Regions from separate parts of the Mus musculus genome. Here all the other regions are linked to region 3. A link is a loop called in an ENCODE intact Hi-C map of the cell type or tissue named here. Cell type or tissue: heart. All regions are shown on one strand.

Region 1 (2,500 bases), 420 kb after region 3:
CCAAGGCCCCCAAATTGCTATTGGTTAAAGCAAAAAATCAATAAAAGCAAAATCCAAAACCATATCCTCCATGCTCAGCGGTTTTCATTCATAGTGGTCAGTTGGCAGAGATTAACCTCACTTTGACCTGGGAAGCTCTTTCAGGGAGGGTTTTGGTTTTTCTTTATCCTTTCTGGGAATGTCAGAGTCCCAGCTTCCTTCCTTGTAAACTGTGGGAGCTATGAACTTCTTCCTTCCCACTGCTAGCCTTTCTCACAGTCACATACTAGGAAACAGTATTTGGAAATCTAGAAGAAGAAATGGCAACTGGACAGTTTCCTTCAATGCAGAGAGTTAAGCGCCTTTGCACAGCTCTGTTTTAAGCTGTCTTTCACTCTCTGACTGGAATTCAGAGGACAGTCCTTCAGTTATTTCCCCTTCGTCCCCTATTCTAAGTCATGTTGCCTATCATTTGGGGGGGGGGGACTTATGTTTTGCTTTTTGTTTCTGTGGATTTTGTTTGTCTGTTTTCCTATTTCTTCATTAAAGAAGAAGTTGAGCATCTGTGTTCTGTCACTCACCCTGTGCTCAAACCGGGGTGCCGGACAGTCATTTTTTCAGCTAGTCACACCAGAGCCCAGCAGTTTGCCCTAAAAAATAGCTAAAGCCTCCTCTCTCTTAGGCCTTGCTTGTGCCCTTGCCCTGAACACCACACTTGCCATGTCAGGATCCTTGATTCATCATGAAGATTCATTAACATCTAACCAGGAAGGAAGGAAATTGAGATCTGCATCAAAGTCCAGTTGAAACCCCACAGTAGTGATTACATACTTGTCCTCCCAGCGGTTGGGAGATTGAGGCAGCAAGATTTCACGTTCAAGGACAACCTGGACTGTATAGTGAGACAATGTCATGAAACAAGAACCAGCTTAGTTCCAGTGACTGAATAGGAATTTTAATCACAAATAAGTTGACAGATTTGGGCTTTGTTGCAGAGTAAAGTTGTGAATTTGGCATAATAGCCTTATATCCCTACTTTACAAATCAGAATTCAGACTAACTCATGAAGACCATCTTTATATATTGTGATTTGTGCCTAACGGTATAATATAGATATCTATAGCTCTTCCATTAGATGTAACACTGTTTGAATCTTGTATTGCCCAAAGAATATCATGTTATTCAAGACTGACCATCCCTCTTAACATAACTGGTGTTCAAGCATAGCTAATTTTTCACCACTGAGTAATCTGCCCCACCCAGTGGAGGAGATAGGTCAAGGCTGGCTGGCTCATATAGTCAACTGCAGATCTGCACTGAAGCAGATTTGGTATCAGATCTTTTCCTAGGTCTTTGGATCTATGTAACTGCAAAATCAACTTAGTTCATGATCAGGTATTACTTTAGAATATTTTGCAGGCTCTAGAAATGTAATTGGCTAGTCAGAATGTTCTAGGCCTTCTCTGATGGAGGGTTTGAATTACTGACCTTCCAAGGTCTGTCTTGCAACTAAAGCAAGCACTCAGATCCTTCCAGTAACAGGTGCTTTTGTTGGGAGTCTATGGGATCTTTTTCAGTAGAATGTAGAGAATACCCAGGTGCTTTGAAAGACGACACAACTCCAGTTAGAAGGTGGAAGTGTTCCCTTAGATAAACTTAAGTGAAGGTCTATTCCTCAGGCAGATGAACAGTGAGCCAGACTCCCTTTCTTCTTGTTTTATGATAAACATTTGCAAGCCAACAGTTGGTTCTGATGAACCATCCAGGGAGCCATTAAATGCATGAGCTTTTCATTGGTTGGGAACCAGCTGAATCAAGCTGTTTATAACCGTGTGTATCTTTCCAATACAAACAGCAGTTCTGGAGTCAATCATTTTTTATGTTAGCTTACATATAGCATCACATAAAAGCCCTCTCTTTTTATTTCATGTCATCCAGATCATTAGGCATTTATATTTCCCGGTGAAGGTGGGTGATCTAGGCTGTCCTTTTTCACTGCAAATTGACATAAGCCAGAGTTTCTATATTTTATACCAGTCAATGGATAGCACTAATACTAATGTCACAAACAGGCCTCAAATTTAGGGAGTGGTATTTTAAAGCTGTTCTAACTTTCAACCTTTAAAGAACAAAACAAAACAAAACAAAACAAAACAAAACAAAACAAAACACCTTTGTCTCTCTCCTTCCCCAGCCTCCCCGGCCTCTTGTGTGTGTGTGTGTCTGTCTGATTGTCTGTCTGTCTGTCTGTCTGTCTGTCTGTCTCACTGTGTGTCTGTATATTGACTAGAGGGTAAAATTAGGTGTCATTCTTTGCATGCAATCTACCTTTTGTATTTGTTTATATTTATGTCATGCACTCTTACTGACCTGGAGTTCACCAGGTAGGCTCTGCTGAATGTCCAGTGCTGCCATCCTTCTTCTCTGAGCTTGCTGTCTACCAAAAAGTCTACCATGTCTACTACCTACATATCATGAACTGAACCTTTTGAAACTGTGAACCAAAATAAATCCTTTCTCC
Region 2 (2,500 bases), 180 kb after region 3:
CCAAAGTGCTGTTAGGAAGTTCTTCTCTGAGGTCACCAGCTGTGACTGCCATTGCTACTTCTGTGACAGGAACAGTTTCTTGTACATCCTCCGATGTAGCTCTGGAGCCCTCTGTTGCTGGCAGTGCTAAGTTGGGTAGGCCAGAGGTTAACATCGGATGTCTTTCTTCAGCACTCTCTACCTTGGATTTGCAGGCAAGGTCTCTGATTCTCCTGGAACTCCACCAAGTAGTCTAAGCTAGCAGGCCAGTAAGTCTAGGGGTCTGCCTATGTCCTCTCCCCAGCACCTTTTACAAGAGCATGCTACTGTGCCCACCTTCCAACTAGGTGTTAGGAGTAGAGTGCAGGTTCTTATGCTTGGATGGCAAGTACCACCAGCTGACCCATCTCCCCAGCCCTACTGACATTAGGTTTACATAATTGTTTTAAAGGCTAAATGAAGTCAGCTACATAAATCGCTAAGGTAAGGGTTGGACAGATGTCAACTGGATGACAAAGAACACTGGCTGCTCTTTCAGAGGATCCTGGGTAAATTTTCAGCATCTTGTGTGGCAGCTCATAACTTATCTGTAACGTCAATTCCAACTCCTCCTTCTATTCTGGTCTCCATGGCTATCAGGGATGTAAATGGTACACATACATAATGTAGGCAAAACACTCACACACATTAAAAAATGCACTAGGACACATCACACCACTGCTGTGTCACACCACCCACCCCCCCCAATCCCCCGAAACACATACCCATGGCATCTCAGGGGTAAAGTGGAGTCCTCTTAGCTTTGAGAGTCACTCTGGAGGAATTTATCACCAGATCATGAAAGTCTAGGCTTGGAGTGGCTACATAGCCTACAAGCCATGCCTTAGCGCAGAGCAGCCAGACGGGAGCTGTGCCCATCCTTGCTGAAGGTTCCTAGCTTTGCTGAAGGGTCTGGAGAGTTAGTACTCTGCAGCGAGTCTCTGATGTGGCCCTACAACAGTCAAGTGCCAGGAAGTGTTAGGCCCTGTAAGGACCGTGGTTCCTCTTACACTGTGTAACTCAGTTTCCCTTTCTCTCATAGCACGCCCACGGGACTGCAGAAGCCTTCACACCCACCCAGCACGCTCAGGTAAGAGATTTTTCCTGGATGGGAGGGTTTCTAGATGACAGATCTTCATGATTGTGTGTGTTACTCCAGGTTGTGCCTTGCTTAGTCCATCCTAAAGTCCCAGTCTTCTATATCTTCCTCTTCTTTTCACTGCTATTTATTTTGGGTGTCTTTAAAAATTATTTTTCTCTCAAAGTAGCTTACTTTTATGTATTTATATGTGTATTTTTTTCTGTCATAATACTTTACTTTTATGTATTCGTCGTGTATGTACCTTTTGGTAATTTAAAACATGCATCATTTAAATTAGCATTCATTAAACCCTAATTTTAAGCTAAAGGTTACTCTGAGGAGGCAGGTCACTCTGCTTTTCCATTGCTAATCCTAACCACAGTGCTTTGAGGTTTTTTTCCCCATATGAGTCCCTTAAAGAAGAGAACTTTTTTTTTTTTTTTTTTTGTAAATGTAAGTACCATTTCTTCTGCCCAGTGTAGTAGCCCGCAGTCATAGTTAAGCCCTTCGTATGTAGGAAGCAGCCAATGTTCAGTTGTCCAAACGCAGCCAGGGAGTTAAATCCAAAGCACAGAAGGTCAGCAGCAGGCACAGCACAGGTGAGCAGCTAGAGATGCAAATGGTAATGAAAAAAATGAAGATAAATAGACCCATCCCCTGCCTAGGCTCTCAGGGATTCATGCCTTCCAGATGATTTCCAAGCTAGTGGAATCAAGCAAACCACTGGCGTACAGATGCTAACTATTGAGTCTCTGCTCACCCTGTTTTGCTTTTGTCATTGTCTTTAACATGACAACACATTGTGAAGCACTTCACATTGGTAAGAGAGTGTGTTGTGTATCACCTGGATTGCTCCAGTCTTCCATTGGCGTCTTTCATCCATACTAAGCCAGCTTCAGTCTCCTGGTGCAGAAGTGTAAACTTAGCCTGCTTCTGTGTTATGAAGTGTATCTAGGAACTGGGGACAGAACTGGTGACCATATTATTCTGGGACAGAAAAGACAATGGATTTTTTTAAAGAAGATGTATTTATTTTTATGTACTTGATGATTTGCCTGCATGCATATTTGTGTGAGGGTGCCAGATCTCCTGGAACAGGCTTTAGAGACAGTTGTGAGCGTCATGTGGTGTTTGGACTTGAACCTCAGGTCCTCTGGAAGTGCTAGTGCTCTTAATGGCTGAGATTTCTCTCCAGCCCAAGACAATGAAGTTAAATATCTGTGAGGATTCAATAAAGAGACATGCTTCTTTGAGGGTGTATTTTCAGAACCGGGTTTCTCAGCTGCTGACTGACATCTGAATCACTTGTTTGACTAGAGGAGATTTGTGATTTTATTGGGGTGGTGGGGCAGGGTTTAACGGCCCTCCGAGTGCAGTCATGGTTGCAGGCCCTTACCTGTC
Region 3 (2,500 bases):
AAAAAACAAACAAAAAAATGTTAAAAAGAAGAAGAAAGAAAGAAACAGAAAAAAAATGAGTTAAAAAGAATAGATGGAGAGTAGAAGGAGAAAGGGGAAAAGAAAAGGAAGAAAAAGTGCATAGAGCTGGCCTGGAACACGTCCCGCCGTTGGAGAAGGAGCGCGGGGGCGTTAGTGGACCCGCGCTCCCATCCCCCACTCTCAGGGCTGGGGACTCGAAGGAGGCGGAGAGTAGACGGGGGCGACCTTTTTTTGTTGTTGTTATTGATGTTGGTGGTGGCTAAAAAAGCTACTTCGAGTTTCCTCCCCAATTTTGCTTGAAGAGACTCCCCCCCACCCCACCCTTCCAACGAGCTTCCGGACTTGGTTGCACCCCCAGCAAGAAAAGAAGCCAAGCAAAGCTTCTAAAGACCGAAGGAATCTTTCCCTCACCCCCACCCCCTCGCCTTGGTGATTTCTTGTTTGATTTTGCCTCATGGTCAAGAAAGGAGGGGGAAAATCCAGCGTGCCCCATCTCCTACCCACCCCCTCTTTGTATTCTCTTTGTATTTTTCCCCTTCTTAAAATTTCTTTTTCTGCAATGAAGACAGAAAGAAGGCTCTGGGGTGATGCGTTTGGCATTTGTGTTGAGCTTAGGGGAGCATTGGCATGGAGAAACTCCACGCTGGCGAAGTCCCGGGCTGGGCTTTCTCCTCCTCCCCCCACCTTTTTTCCCCTTGTCCTTGCAGCTGGAGATGTGCTGGGAGTAGCAGGCCAGCCTCGGAAATGGACATGGGGACCTCGTGGAAGCCACAGCAACCTGGTTGGGGATGCAGAAGGACCCGGAGCACAGAGGGCGTTGGGGTTCCCGGGCCTCCGCCTGGGGTCTGTGCAAAAATAAAGAATTAAAAAAAAAAAAAAAATCAGAGAGGTGAGGCTACCCAGAGCCGGCGGGAGGACAGGAGACTGTGGGATGTGGTCCAGGGGCCGCGGAGTGGTTTGGGGGGGAAAAGAGATTTTTTTCTTCTCTTAATGGGAATCGTGATGGTGTTGAGTTATTTCACTGGTGGGGTTAATATAGCATGTTATCCTGTCTATCTTTTGAAGATTTCTGTATAAGACTGTTGAGCAGTTTTTAAAATAGTGTAGGATAATATAAAAAGCGGATAGATGGCGCTATGTTTGATTCCTACAACGAACCGATCACCAGCTCCTTTTCATTTTTAACTCTTTAAAAGGATTCAAACGCAACTCAAATCTGTGCTGGACTTTTGAAAAACCACAATTCAGGACCAAATTTTTTCTCCGTGTGTGTTTATTCCTTATAGGTGTAATTGAGAAGACCCGTTTATTTTTACCCCCTCACGGACTCTCCATCTTTGTATTTTTTTTTCCCTTGTAAATGTAATCAGATGCCATTTTATATGTGGACGTATTTATACTGGCCAAACAGTTTTCTTATTTTGTCCCCCCTTTTTTTCCCTTTTCATTTGCTTTCTTGTCTTTTAACCTCGTTTCTTTATCTTCTTTTTTATTTTCTTTCTTTTTCTTCGTTTTTTTTTTTTTTCTAGTGTTGTTACCCACGCCATTTTACGTCTCCTTCACTGAAGGGCTAGAGTTTTAACTTTTAATTTTTTATATTTAAATGTAGACTTTTGACACTTTTAAAAAACAAAAAATGACAAGAGAGATGAAAACGTTTGATTATTTTCTCAGTGTATTTTTGTAAAAAATATATAAAGGGGGTGTTAATCGGTGTAAATCGCTGTTTGGATTTCCTGATTTTATAATAGGGTGGCTGGTTAATATCTCACACAGTTTGAAAAATCAGCCCCTGGTTTCTCCATGTTTACACTTCAATCTGCAGGCTTCTTAAAGTGACAGTATCCCTTAACCTGCCACCGGTTTCCACCTTTCAACCCCCTGGTCTTATAAGGGGAGGAGAGTTCAGCCCAGCACCATAATGCTTTAAAAAAAAAAATTTTTTTTTTTTAACGAATTGCTGTTCTGTCCAGAGGTTTTTAAAACTGGTGCATTCACAGCAAAAAGGGATTCTGTAGCTTTAACTTGTAAACCACATCTTTTTTGCACTTTTTTTTATAAAGCAAAAACGTGCCGTTTAAACCACTGGATCTATCTAAATGCCGATTTGAGTTCGCGACACAATGTACTGCGTTTTCATTCTTGTATTTGACTATTTAATCCTTTCTACTTGTCGCTAAATATAATTGTTTCAGTCCTATGGCATGGTGATAGCATATGTGTTCAGGTTTATAGCTGTTGTGTTTAAAGATTGAAAAAAGTGGAAAACATCTTTGTACATTTAAGTCTGTATTATAATAAGCAAAAAGATTGTGTGTATGTATGTTTAATATAACATGACAGGCACGAGGACGCCTGCCTTTTAAGAGGCAGTTCCGTTAAGGGTTTTTGTTTTAAAACTCTTTTTTTTCCTTTCTTTTTTTATTTCTTTTTTTTTAACCATCCATCCTGTGCAATATGCCGTGTAGAATATTTGTCT

What was found. Peaks named below come from ENCODE experiments on the same cell type or tissue, not always from the same donor. Only the 100,000 strongest peaks of a DNase experiment are listed, where the experiment ranks them.
Region 1: it touches region 3 in a loop (3-fold over the local background); 7 of 42 quality-filtered maps call a loop at or near these places.
Region 2: a loop joins it to region 3, with 3 times the contacts of the local background. A loop is called at or near these places in 2 of 42 quality-filtered maps.

The regions. Positions count from the first base shown.
Region 1 is chr13:28,525,244-28,527,743 of GRCm38, reverse strand. The region is part of intron 7 of 2610307P16Rik (RIKEN cDNA 2610307P16 gene); the gene reads left to right. Among named protein-coding and RNA genes, the nearest start is that of Gm40841, 100 kb to the right of the region's middle. In heart, a CTCF peak has its summit at 1,252; no DNase peak of the experiment used is centred here.
Region 2 is chr13:28,771,227-28,773,726 of GRCm38, reverse strand. It overlaps 2610307P16Rik (RIKEN cDNA 2610307P16 gene), which reads left to right. Exons shown (of 8, transcript NR_045054.1): 3 at 1,061-1,108. Among named protein-coding and RNA genes, the nearest start is that of Mir6368, 62 kb to the right of the region's middle. In heart, no CTCF peak of the experiment used is centred here; no DNase peak of the experiment used is centred here; H3K27ac peaks cover 209 bases.
Region 3 is chr13:28,949,118-28,951,617 of GRCm38, reverse strand. Sox4 (SRY (sex determining region Y)-box 4) reads left to right here. Exons shown (of 1, transcript NM_009238.3): 1 at 1-2,500. All of the region lies in intron 1 of Gm46405 (a long non-coding RNA gene), which reads left to right. Among named protein-coding and RNA genes, the nearest start is that of Sox4, 3.3 kb to the left of the region's middle. In heart, CTCF peaks have their summits at 951 and 1,150; a DNase peak (open chromatin) is centred at 757; H3K4me3 peaks cover 2,500 bases; H3K27ac peaks cover 1,929 bases.